Regions from separate parts of the Mus musculus genome. Here all the other regions are linked to region 1. Evidence: chromatin loops called from intact Hi-C (ENCODE). Cell type or tissue: heart. All regions are shown on one strand. Links, peaks and the distances in the headings refer to the core of each region. The heading gives the core; the rest is flanking DNA.

Evidence for each region. Hi-C counts contacts between places; a loop is a spot of excess contacts. Peaks named below come from ENCODE experiments on the same cell type or tissue, not always from the same donor. Only the 100,000 strongest peaks of a DNase experiment are listed, where the experiment ranks them.
Region 2: a loop joins it to region 1, with 2.6 times the contacts of the local background. A loop is called at or near these places in 5 of 42 quality-filtered maps.
Region 3: a loop joins it to region 1, with 6 times the contacts of the local background. A loop is called at or near these places in 21 of 42 quality-filtered maps.

Annotation. Positions count from the first base shown.
Region 1 is chr12:55,497,331-55,501,792 of GRCm38, forward strand. It overlaps Gm36634 (a long non-coding RNA gene), which reads left to right. Exons shown (of 3, transcript XR_381610.3): 2 at 451-620; 3 at 1,709-2,381. Among named protein-coding and RNA genes, the nearest start is that of Gm36634, 6.3 kb to the left of the region's middle. In heart, for the core only: a CTCF peak has its summit at 1,937 (motif pointing left); a DNase peak (open chromatin) is centred at 1,821; H3K27ac peaks cover 275 bases.
Region 2 is chr12:55,828,548-55,833,009 of GRCm38, forward strand. No RefSeq gene overlaps it. Among named protein-coding and RNA genes, the nearest start is that of Brms1l, 5.6 kb to the right of the region's middle. In heart, for the core only: a CTCF peak has its summit at 2,738; a DNase peak (open chromatin) is centred at 2,764.
Region 3 is chr12:55,369,846-55,374,307 of GRCm38, forward strand. All of the region lies in intron 4 of Prorp (protein only RNase P catalytic subunit), which reads left to right. Among named protein-coding and RNA genes, the nearest start is that of Psma6, 27 kb to the right of the region's middle. In heart, for the core only: a CTCF peak has its summit at 2,751 (motif pointing right); no DNase peak of the experiment used is centred there.

The DNA.
Region 1 (4,462 bases), core at 780-3,279:
TCCCTGGGTTTAAAAAACAAAATCCTAATTTTTATTATACATATATGGATATTTTGTCAGAATGTATGTCTGTGTAGTACCTTGTGCATGTACCGCCCACAGAGGCCAGAAGACTCCCTCCTAGGACTGGAGTTATAGGTGGCTGAGGATTGGCTTGTGAGTGCTGCTGCTGCTGGAACCCAGGTCCTCTAGCCGAGCAGCCAGGGGACCTAACCACTGAGCAACCTCTCCAGCCCTTTGTGTCTTTGTTTTTGTTTTGTTGCTGTTGCTGTTGTTGTTGTTGTTGGTGGTGGTGGTGTGTGTCCATTTAGAATGTGCAAGGCTGACCCTGGCAGGCAAGGTTAGAACTAGAGACTCTGAGCCCCGAAAACAGTTATTCCTTCTCCAAAGCCGGTTTTCAAACCTGCTTGTAAAACACAACAAGTCCAACATTGTTCTAATTTCTCACAGGAGGACTGCGTGTATCTACTTCGAAGTCTCGTTATTTCAGTCAACACCCGTGCATGGCTTCTGCTCACTGGGGAAGTTGCTGCAGGGGTAGGAGGAGACCTGGTGTCAGCCCTGGCCAGAACTGGCTCGCTCCTCTCTGCTTGTTGACAGTAACCAGGCAACAGGTTCAGGTGCGTAGGATTGTTCATCTCTGTTGTGTTCTGGGAGGAGAACTTGGGTCAGGAATGCAGTTGGAGGTTTGACAGCACATGGCTTCAGCACGCGCAGGTGCCTCTCCTGCTCTCAGGTGCAAATTTATTCTGAGTTTAATCAGGGGAGGAGGAGGAAGAGGGGAGGGGGAGGGGGAGGGGAGGGACAGGGAAGAGGCTGCGGCAGCAGCTTAGAAGTAAGGCAGACTGTACATAAAATCTGGCTGCTGCCAAGTCTTATGTAGACCAAGGTCCCTGCCTATGGGCAGCATCATTAGGAAAGGGGCCGTTGATCCTTCTCAGCACCAGGAACATAATAAACCCAGCCTACTTCCCCAAACTACCTGGACGGTGTCAGCCCCTCTCCCTCATGGTCTAAATTTGAGAAATGTTTTGGATACAGAGATTCAGAGTGCAGGTCACTGGGAGATTGCTTTAGGTTACAGAGGAAGAGAGGTTTGGCCTCAGCACCTTCCAGTGAGGAGCTCCAGGCCCCTCTGTTGTCTGAGACCGTTGTCTGAGTTCCCATCACTTGGGTGAGGACTCTGAGGCTACTGGGGGTCGGGGACCTGTAAAGTCAGAGCCTGAAAGCAATGCTCAGCTAGTTTTTACACACGGAAAGCAAGTCGGAAACAGACTAGGAGACTAGGAAGTCATGGCTGGAAGATTTGAGCAAGGAAGGCATACATTAGCCTGGAATGTTTTTTTTTTTTTTCTTTGTTGCTAGGCCTCAGCTGTTGGGAGTCCAGTCCCATGACTGTCATATTCCCTCAAGATAAGTCACTCAACTTGGCTCAGAGATGTTCATTATTTCCTATAGGCCAGGGCTGTTCCCATGCTAAAGTTCAGGGAATACTTTTGTTAAGAACATTGATATTTTTAGAAAGTGAGCTGAATTGAGGTATATCACTAAGTTATCTAAAGATAATTTTTGAAAACGGAGCCAAATTGTCGGACTGGGAGAAACAGAATACAATAACTGAAGTGACTTCAAAGGGTCACGAGGAAGCTGGGTGGGGTGTCAGTGTGGGCATGAGTCTTGATGAAAAATCTTCGTGAATTTGATGCAGGAAAGACCTGAAGAATCCCAGCTCCATGATCTTGAAGGACTCGGGCCCACCCCCAGGTTTCCAGGACATCTCGAGAGGAACAGAAACATGGGGGCACAGCATGGGGGTGTGCGCAGGAAGCAGAGGCACGGCTTACAGAGAAGCAGAGGTTGGGACTTTTCCTTGGCTGGCAAGATGAAATTCAGCCGCCAAGAGGCGCACAGTGCGCACCGTGCTGTCTGCAGCGACATCTTCTGGCCACTTTTGGAATAACTTTCCTTTGAGGAATTGTCTTTAAAGAACGGTTTAGGCAAAAGCCAGGTGGAGGATTTGTACTGTGGTTGTATCTAGGTGAGAGGAGAGTTCAGCATTTATCACAAACCCAAGAAAGCCCTCATTCTGCCTGGCAGAACTCCCCCTGAAGCCTGTAGCCAGTCAGCTCAGCCCACTGAATAATCAAACATCCTTGGTATCTATGTCCATTCCTCTGCAGGACAGGGTTGTCGATATGTAGCCTAGGCTGCCCTCGAACCTAGGATCCTCTTGCCACAGCCTCCTGAGTGCCGGCATTACATCGCTGGTCAGCGTCAACACTTGGGTGACAGGAACAGGCTACTGTGCTTATCTGTGTGTGTGTGTGTGTGTGTTTTGAAATTTGTTGTTGGGCTGGTGAGAAGGCTCAGTGGTTGAGAGTGCCGACTGCTCTTCCAGAGGTCCTGAGTTCAAATCCCAGCAACCACATGGTGGCTCACAACCATCCATAACAAAAATCTGGTGCCCTCTTCTGGAGTGTCTGAAGACAGCTACAATGTACACACATATAATAAACAAACAAACAAACAAACAAATAAACAAACAAATAAATCTTAAAAAAAAGAATTGAGAAACCATCAGTTACAAGCCAAGTTCAAAGTCAACTAATGTTACAAGACACCCAGACTCTAAAATATTAAAAAAATTGTTGTTGGTTTGTTTTCAATTTTGTTGAGTCAGGGTCTATTTCTGTAGACTAGGTTGGTCTGGAACCTACTACGTACCCTAAGCTGGCCCCCGGACTCACAACAATCCCCCTGTTTCGGTTCTCTAAGTGCTTGGATTAAAGTATGAACCACATGACCACCTCATTCTCTCTGTTTTAAAGGAAACTGAGGCTCAGAAAGTTGAGGACTCACTCACAGGCGTAGCTAAGAGATCTCAGGTCCAGGGTTCGAGTCCATCCTGAGTTTGCCCTTCCTGTGGTTTCCCTCCAGAACATCCAGTAGTTGGTTTTGTTGTTTGTTGCTATTTTATTTATTTTGTGAGTCTCACTGTATAACTCTGGAACTCACAATGCAGACTAGGCAGGCCTCACACTCACAGAGATTGCCTGCCATTATTTCCATCATCTCCCTGAGTGCTGAGATGAAAGCCAGTCACTGGGCTCCAGTTACAATGTCCTTTAACTATTATTTAAAAAAAAAAATAGCAAAGGTTATAGCATACATTATAAATTGTATTTTGGTTTTTTTTTTTTGAGACAGTTTTTTTTTTTTTTTCTGTGTAGCCCTGGCTGTCCTGAAAGTCACTATGTTGACCAGGCTGTCCTAGAACTCAGAGATCTGCCTTCCTCTTCCCCCTGAGTGCTGGGGTTAAAGGCATATTCCACCACACCAGAAATATTTTAAACATTTAAAGAATCAGTTAGTGGTTTAAAAACTGAATTCCTGGGGTTGATCTCCAGTATGGAATAAAGTCAGCTGTGACGGCACAGAGGTATATAACCCAGCACATGCGCTATAGAAGCAAGATAATCACAGATTCAGGACCGTCTTCATCTGCAGAGTGAATTGGAGGCCAGGTTCGGGATGTCTGAGACCCTGCCTTAAATTTAATTGATTAATTAGGTGGTACAAAAAGTTACAATTATACAGTGATACTAATGTTTCTGATACACATTTTATCTTATTCCCTGGGCTAGAACATCCAGTGAGCTGCAACCTTCAGGGACATCATGAATTCCTTAGCCAGCACCCATAGCTCTCTCTCTTCTGTGGTTTAGCCACTGCCGTTTGCTTCCCAGTGTCAACGCTGGTACTGGGAAGTACTAAGTACTGGGAAGTACTAAGTACCGAGAAGCACTAAGTACTGGTACTGGGAAGTACTAAGTACTAAGAGTCCAAGAGCCACCTCAGTCAGTTTACATCCAGAACCTTCCTTGCTTCGTGCACAGCCCTCTTTCCAGGGCCTCAAGTTCTTTGAAACCTGTCTTGGATGTGGGGCCAGAGTTACCCAGTTGTCCTGTTGCCCCGTTGCCCCGTCGCCTCGTTACCCAGAGCAGCTTAGTTACTGCCTGGGTGCCATTTTCACTTCACGTTAGGCACTACAGGGTGTTGGTTCTGCTGGGCAGGGCAAATGTTCTGAAAGCACGAATATCTCTTCTTTCTTTGTGCCTGTCATGACCTTTCCTTTGCCTCTTGTTTGTCATCCCATCACCTCATCTCTACTGGAAGTTATCTGCAAGGGCTATCTAGCCTGCTTCTGCCTTCAAGTGAGTAAATTGTCACCACCACCAGCCCAGCGCTGCCCCAAGCAGGCAGTGAAGGCAATTCGGAGGATAGTGCTAATCAAGGATGCCCCTGAGAATCCAGACCATCCTATTGTAAGCACCCTGGATTGGAACATGAGTGAAAGATGTTAGAGCAGAGGTTCTCAAAGCGTGGGCTACAACCCCTCTGGGACTGAATGGCCTTTCCACAGAAGTCGCTGCATATCAGGTGTTTAGATCACAATTCATAA
Region 2 (4,462 bases), core at 1,353-3,852, 330 kb after region 1:
TGTTAAGTGCCTTCCTCAGTTACTCTCTTCATTCATTCATTCATTCATTCATTCATTCATCTTCAGGCAGGGTCTCGTTGTTAGTCTTGGCTGGCTTTGAACTCCCAGAGATCCATCTGACTCTGCCTTGCAACTCCTGGTACTACAAGGCACTCACCACCATACCTGGCCTCTGCATTTTTTTAATTTACTTTTATCATTTTTAATGATATGCATGTATGTGTATTTATATGCTGGTGTGTGCATGTGAGTGCAGGTGCCCTTTAAGGCCACAGCTTGACAAATGCAGACTAAATTTTACCATCAGAAACAAAGACCTATTCTTATAATATGTAAGTTGTGCTGTTCACACAAAAGCTAGATTCTAATCATGTCATACTATCTTTTGCTTAAAGTGTGTGTGTGTGGGGGGGGGAAACAAACCAAAACCCTTGGTTTTCCAACACTAAGTTACATGCCCGGCCTCATATTTTTAATGTCTCATTTTCATCTGTGTCACTTGTGAGACCACTTCTATGTCATGCCTTTGACTAAGACCAGGAGTAATATGAACTGTGGAAATTCGATTACTTTTAAAGCCTTAAAATATCAGAATATGACATTCAGTTGAAGTAAGAATGCAGTTCACAGAATAGGAGAAAAAGGCAATAAGGAGTCTATATCTTTTAAACACTCATATGGACATTGTATTGTTCACCTGAGATGACAGAATGCTAAACATTTTTTTTTTTGAGACAGAATGTTCTGTATCCCAGGCCAGCTTCAAATGTGTACGCGGCCAAGAATGATCTAGAACTTCTGACTTTCCTGCTCACACCTCACGAGAAGCAGAATCCAAGCGCCCAATGCCACACTGCCTTCTGCACTACTGGGATTGAACCCGGATGCACATGTATGAAAACTCTACCAACTGACCCACAGTCCCAGCTCCTCGAAATCCTTTCTAAACAAAGGTATTTAGTTAGGAAAGTGCTATTGTTGAACTTACCCCCAAATTCTTTTATGTCCAAATAGAAGTCAGCTAGATTCTTATCATGTGATACAATTCTTTGCTTAAAGTGTGTGAGAGAAAAAAAAAAAACAAACAAACCCTGGTCCCTTTGTCTCTATGCAATCAGAAAGAGGGGGCTATTTTGATAACTCCTGTTAATAATTGTGACTATCCCACTAAAAAGTTCAAAAGTGGCAGTTTTGTGAAGATGAGTTGTAATAGGGGATATGAAAGCACACAGGCAAATGTTCTCTGCTCTCTCCAATAAAATCCTTTAAAAAACCCTTAAATATATCCTCTCTGTATGCAAAGCTCTGTAACACTGTACATTTTTCATTTGGTTAAGAACTACACATTAGGGTATCTGAGGTTAAATTTCTTAAATAATATCAAACAATCATAGATCTCAGAAAATTATTTAAGTACGAGAAGCCTACAATGATAGCATGCTATTATGGTTTTCTGAATTCCTAGTTTTCACAGGGAATTGGTAAGAATTTTGTCTAAGGTAGGGACTGAACCTAATGACCTTGCACATGGGAGACATGCAAGGCTATCTATCCATTGCCCTACAGTTGAGCTATATCCCCAGCCCTGCGAAGACTGAGTCTTATCATTGGAAACAAAGGCCTGTTCTTATAATACATCAGAAAGCTCCCCTGGGTTGCCAGAGCTGTCTGATTCCTCGTTCTGCTCCTTCCTTGAAGGTCTCTGAAGAGAAGCAGTGCCTATTTTGTTCAGGTCATCTCCTGAAATTCTCACACCTGCTACACAAAACACATTCAGCAAATGGTATGTTAATGAATACAAACAAGGAATTTCAGGGGACAGGATCTTTCTCTAGCTCAGGCTGGCCTAGAATTCACTATTTAACCCAGGATGGCCCACAACTCTAGGAAATCCTCCTGCCTCAACCTCTCAAAGAGATTATAGGCATGAGCCACCACACCTTCCTCTCCCTCTCTCCTTCTCCCCTCCCCACTCTGTGTGTGGGTGTGTATGCCTGTGTGTAGAGTATATGCATGTGTGTGCAGTTGCCCATAAAATGCATGTATAGAGTCAGAGACGGAGTTGAGTATCTGCCTCTATTGCTCTCCACCTTACTATTTTAGGCAGGGTCTCTTACTAACTCTGGAATTAACCAATTGGCTAGACTGACTGGACATCGAGCCACCAGGATCTTCCTTTCTCAGCTCCCTAGCTTTGGGGTTACAGGAGTACATTGCTGTGTTCAGCTCTTTTATATGGGTGCTGGGGATTTGAACTCGGGTCCTCATGCTTGCACAACATGCATTTTACCCATTAAACCATGTATGTACTCAACCTGTCCCCAGAGAAGAAAGTCTTAATCAAAAATAGTAAGTTATGTTAGGATATTTTAATGTATTTTCCACTACTTCCATTAAAAAAAAAATATATATATATATATATATATATATACAGTGTTGGGCATATTATAGCTCATGCCTGTAATCCGAGCACATGGGAGTCTGAGGCTGGCAGATCATAAGTTTGAGGTCAGCTTGGGTTACCTAGTAAATTCCAGGTTAGCCTGACACAAAAATTAGTCTTATCTTAATGTAGTTCTCTGAAGCTCTGTCTTACAGTTGATATGATGAAATTTTGGTACTAGTTGTTAGTCACAACCTCTGTTAGTTTTTCTTAGTTTCAAACTCTGACTTTGGTCCATCAGCAGTGACAAATTTGGAGATTGTGTGTGACTGGTGTCTCAGCTCCACCACGTGGCAGATTTGGGAATTGGATCTGCTTGCTGAGAACTGGGATACAGGCACACATCACCACACCCAGCTCACCCTACAACTCTCCTTTTGCTTTGTTTTGTCTGCTTGCCTTTGGAACCTCTGCAGTGCTTTCTGTAGTGGCTGCATCACTCTGCATTCCCACCAGCATTTCGGAAGAATTTGTCAGCCCCCTACATCTTCACTAACATTAGCTGTTTGTTTTCTGGCTGGTAGGAGGTAAAATCTCAGTGTGGTTTTGATTTGTGTTTCCTTGATTGTTAAGGAAGTTGAACAGTTTTTTATTGGCCAGCAAATAAAAGTTGTAATGTTTCCCCCTCCCTATGACAGTCTCTGTGTTAACATTACCCCTGATCTAAAAGATCCGTGTAACAGTGTTCATTCAGGCAACTAACTTTTATCTTTTGAGGATTATAAAAGTTATATGTTGCATTCATTGTGTTCCTTTAGGAAAAGGGGAATTGTGTATGTACCCTATATATATATATGTATATATATATATAAATATATATACATACATATATATGTATATATATATATATATGCATATATTACTTTATACAGTATATGTAGCACATGAAAATGACTGGTACAATTTGGGGATTCCCTCTTCAAAGCCTTCAGTTTATCAAGTCTGTGCCATAGAAAGTAAAAACTGGAATTACAATTTGCTACTATAAGACTTAGAATATACTTTAAAAATATAATAAAATTAAGTTTTCATTTACTCTAAACTCACAAATACTACAAAGTGGGTGGGGGTGTATATATTCTAGCATCATTGTACCTGTTTGACAGATTCATACCTCATATTGACAGGATCTTTCAAGTGTGGGTGAAGAAAAAGGAAGGAAGAAAAGAAAAGACACAAACCTTGTCCTAATTCTGATACTATGTCTGCTCTGGGTCATTTGTCAAAATGGTTACCAAACACTTTGAACAATAATAGTCCCCTTAACAAAATAAGAATATTTCTAATAGTAAAGGCAATCCAAATGCCTGTTAAGAGGTGCCTGATTAATATTCATATGTTTATCAGTCATTAGGTCTGGGAAAAGGTGGGCAGTAGTGGTGTACACTTTTAGTTTCAGTGCTCAAGATGCAGAAGCAGACAGATCTCTGAGTCTGAAAACAGCCTGATCCACAGAGTCAGTTCCAGGACAGCTAGGGTTGCACAGAGAAACAAAAAATAAAAAACAAAAACAAACAAAAAACAAAAACAAACAAAAAATCCCCCAAACCCCAAATAGCTTATAATAGCTTACACACACACACACACACACACACACACACACACACACACACACATATCTAATAGTTAAAGGACACTATAATTGGAGCCTGGTGGCTGGCTCTTTCATCTTAGCATTCAGAGTGTAGGAAATAATGGCAGGTGATCTCTGTGAGTGTGAGGCCAGCCTGGTCTGCATCATGTGTTCTAGCCATCCAGAGTTATACAGAGAGACTCACTAAATAAGTAAGTAAGTAAATAAATAAATAAATAAATGAATAGCAACACTCACAAAATAAATAAATTAATAGATAACATAGCAACAACAACAACAACAAAACCAACCACTGTAGGTTCTGCAGGGAAAACACAGGAAGGATAAAATCAGGGATAAACTTGAACACATAAGTAAAAGTAAAATCTTAAAAAATAGGAAAAATTTAAAACTTTTTGGGGGTAGTATGCATGGTATTGTCTTAG
Region 3 (4,462 bases), core at 1,353-3,852, 130 kb before region 1:
AAGAGAAAAAGGAGCTACACAGGTGACGTCTGTAATCCCAGCTACTTGGAGGCTAAGGCAGAAAGAGCAAATCTTCAAGCCTTGCCTAGGATGAACTCAAGGCTGGCCTGTGCAGCCGAGACCATCTCAAGTAGTTTAAGAAGAGCCCTAGGTATATATGTCAATAGTGCAGAACTTGCCCCATCACATGCACAAGAACCTAGGGACAAACACCAGAGAAGAGAGTTACCAAGCAGTTGTATATAAGAAGCTTTTTTTTTTTTTAGATCATAGTTTTTATTTTGTTTTGAGGCAGAATCTTCATATATAAGCTAGGCTAGTTTTAAACTCACTTTGTAGCACAGGCTAGCCTCAAATTTGAGATCCTCCTGTCTCAGTCTCCCAATTGCTGGGATTACAGGCTTATGCCACCTCACCTTATAAAATCCTTTAAAAAAAAAGCAAGGTAACTCAGGCTAGCCTAGAGCTCAAGGTCTTTCTGCCTCTACTTATCAATGCTGCGATTACAAGTGTGTATCACATGCCTGACTAATAAATATATATGTGGGATGTATGTTGTTATCTTGCTGAGAATCTGATGTAATTTTCTGCAGATATCACATCCCAAAGGCTTTAGAGGTTTTGAAGGTCTTCAATCCTTACAATCCCCAGATATAACAGAGGGTGTAAAGAGGGGTAGGAGGTTAAAAAGAAGTTCTGGGAGGCTTATACGATGGCTCAGTGAGGAAGGGCACTCACCAACCAAGCCTGATGACCTGCATTCAGTGTCTGGGACCCACACAGTGGAAGGAGAGAGCTCACTCCCAAAAGTTGTCCCCCCAACATACACACACAAATCAGATAGAATTATTTTTTCTTTTGTTTTGTTTTGTTTTGTTTTGTTTTTTAAGGTAAGGCTTCTCTGTGCAGCCCTGGCTGACCTGGAGCTCACTCTGTAGACCAGGCTGGCCTCGAACTCAGAGATCCTCCTGCCTCTACCTTCGGAGTGATGGGATTAAAGGCAAGTGTCACCACAGCTCAACTTAGTAAATTTATTTTTTAAAGACATTAAAAGAACATGGGCAGCTGGGCGTGGTGGCGCACGCCTTTGATCCCAGCACTCGGGAGGCAGAGGCAGGCGGATTTCTGAGTTCAAGGCCAGCCTGGTCTACAGAGTGAGTTCCAGGACAGCCAGGGCTACACAGAGAAACCCTGTCTCGAAAAACCAAAAACCAAACCAAACCAACAATAACAAAATAACATGGTCAGGAGTTGCATTTGGCATTTAGTATACCCAGTTTCTTTACCTTCCCGCCCCCCCCAACACACACACCCAGCCCCCACTTTCTGTTCCTTGGCATCCCGACTCACAGTTGCCTCTACACAGGAAGCCCTGCCAGTTGTATTCCTGCCTGTAGTCAGAAACTATTTTTAAGCAATTTCATGCCAAAAGTAGTTTTGTGATTTATGAGGTTTTAAAAATTAGTATCCATTTCTACAAGAGGAAACCAAATCAAGGTGGAAGCCAACCTCAGGGATGCTTGCACTCAGGCTGTTCTTGCCCTCCTGCTGAATTCAAGACTTACACCTCCAGTGTGTATGGACCACGGTGACGTCGTAGGGAACATAGAAAACAAAACCTCTTTTTGTTCCTTTTTAGTAATTGTAAAATTGGGTTGTTTTGTTTTGTTTTTGGAGGCAGAGGCAGACGGATTTCTGAGTTCGAGGCCAGCCTGGTCTACAAAGTAAGTTCCAGGACAGCCAGGGCTATACAAACCCTGTCTTGAAAAACCAAAAAAAAAAGGATAGATAGATAGATAGATAGATAGATAGATAGATAGATAGATAGATAGATAGATAGATAGATATCTTTCTATCCATCTATTTAGAGTGTGTGTGTGAGCATGCGCACACGCGTGCATGCTTTCTCATATGAGCACAGGTACCTGGAGGCACTGGATCCCCTAGGTCTGGAGTTACAGTTGATGTGATCCACCTGTCATGGGTTCTGGGAACCTAATTCAGGTCCTCAGGAAAAGCCGCCAGTGTTCTGAGCTGCCTCACCATAGAACCTCTCCAGCCCTCACAGTCCTTTTTCTTAATTTATTCATCCTAGTAATTATACAGAGTAATGGTTCTCTATGACATTTTTGTACAGGTCATTGTATTTTGCTCATATTCACCCCCCCCCCCACAGCCTCCTTTTTACACCTCTTCCCCTGCATCCCTTCCTCCCCAGATGCTCCCGTTTCTACTTTTGTGTCACTTGTGTGTGCGTGCCATGTCCTTCCTCCCAGTTGGTTTAGGTTTTTATCTTTTGCCCCTCCCCTGACTATTACAATATAGCCTGTAGATAACACCATACACAGCTCAATTCAGCTATGAATAGTAATTAATTACTATACGTGGCTACAACTCCAGTCCCAGGTTGATTTGGTTTGTCTTGGTTTTCTGTCTGTGTAGCCCAGGCTGGCCCAGAACGAGCCATACTCAAGCCTGGGCTCCTTGAGTACTTGGATCACAGGCTCACACCATCACACCTAGCTCAGTCTTATTCTTGGTCGAACATAAGATTAAGGTAACTTCTTTTTCTTTGCTCTTCTGGGTATGCCCATGACTGAACCAGCCCAATAAGTCCAGCTTGCATTTTGCGTGGAGGCTTTTCATGGCCAGTTTTCAGGTGACCTTTATTCTACCTAGTCATCTTTAAAATACAAAAATAAGCAAATAAATGCCTTCTACTTTCATAATATTGTCATTTAGAGACCTCTCCACCACAAGATGGTGCCCCAGAGTAATTAAAGCTATGGTTTTTGTCTTCTTCCTTATTAATCTCTAATTTTGTGAACTTGGGGCAGTTTCTCGGAGTCAGGGTATGACTGTAAAGATTTGGTTGTTTTTTTTTTTTTTTTAGACTATGTCTTCCTGGCTACATGGAAAATTGAAAAACCCAGAATCAAGCAGTGTGGGGTTGTGTTGTTTGATTGTGGTACCAAGGCCTGAACCACAGAGCTTGTGATGCTGCACAGGTGCTCCACCGCCAAGCCAACATGACCTTGTGTCATATTAGACAGGCTCTCACTAAGTTTCTCAAGCTGGCTGGCCTGGAATTTGAGAACCCCCTGATTCAGTTTCTGAAATACTGTGGACTATTGGTATGCAGCACCATTCTGGGCTTACATGTGCTTTAACAGTCTTAATATTTTTGCAAGAATTTGTAGTAATTCTTAATGCAAACTTTTAGAAGTGATTGCCATCCCTATTAATGGGTCTAATTTCTACTTTGAATCTGTGTTCATAGAAAATAATGTATAATTTCAGCATCAGTTTAAATAAATGGAAGACCCAGAAAATGCTACTTACACCTGAGTACTTGAGTTCAATACCTGCAACCCATATGGGTGGAAAGAGAATCACCTCTGCAAGTTGTCCTCTATCTTAGCACAGATCAGAGGCCCTGTGTCATGCATGAACAGGCACACACACACACACAATACATGTAAAAGAAAAAGAGGGTAAATAAATAGAGTCCAGCACAGTGGTGTATGCCTGAAGTTGCAGCTACCTGGGAGGTTGAGCCAAGAAAATGGTGAGTTTAAATTCAACCTGGTTAACTTATCAAGACCCCATCTCAGGATAAATAAATAAATAACCCCAGGAATGATATAAAACCTACGATCCCGGGACTCTTATTCTTACTTCCAGCTGAGGTTGGGAGTACCGGGAGTAAAGGCTCTGACTCTAAAACACCAAGTATTTTCACACACATGAAGATGTATACATACACACACACACACACACACACACACACACACACACACAGTGCATTCTGAAAGACAGGTGCTTTTAATGTCTTTTAAAGTGTTGAATTACTGAATCATACTTTTGGTTTATCATCATCATTATTTCTGTTGCTCTTGCGCTGTGGGGTCTTTCTGTACAGCCCAGGCTGTCCTGACACTCACATATTCCAGTCTGGACTTGAACGGCCTCCGTCTGCTGAGTACTGGGGTTGCAGGCATGGACTGACATGCCAGGTTCCTGATGTTGGGCATATTCTTTAGCTAATCAGAACATGTTTATTAACCAGCAAGTATGTGTACAGACAGATCTTATATTTTCCTAGGCTTGATAGACAACTAAGAAAAAAATTATCAATCTCTCACTAGAAACAGTATGTCTTTAAATTTTTTGTAAACTATGGTAACACCCATATGCTTTGCACATAAGAAATAACTATTGAACATGCACACAATTTTGAAGCAAAAAACTATATTTAAAACAATTTTTAAAGAATTATTGTTGTTATTACCAGTGGGGGATTTGCCGCAGCACACATGTGGAGATCAGAAGACAGCTTTGTGGGGATGCTCCTCTCCCTCCACCATGATGTGGGATCTGGGGACTGCACTTGGGTCACCAGGCTTGATAGCGAGTACCTTTACCGGCTAAGTCATCCTGATGCTCTACAAAAGCTGCGTTT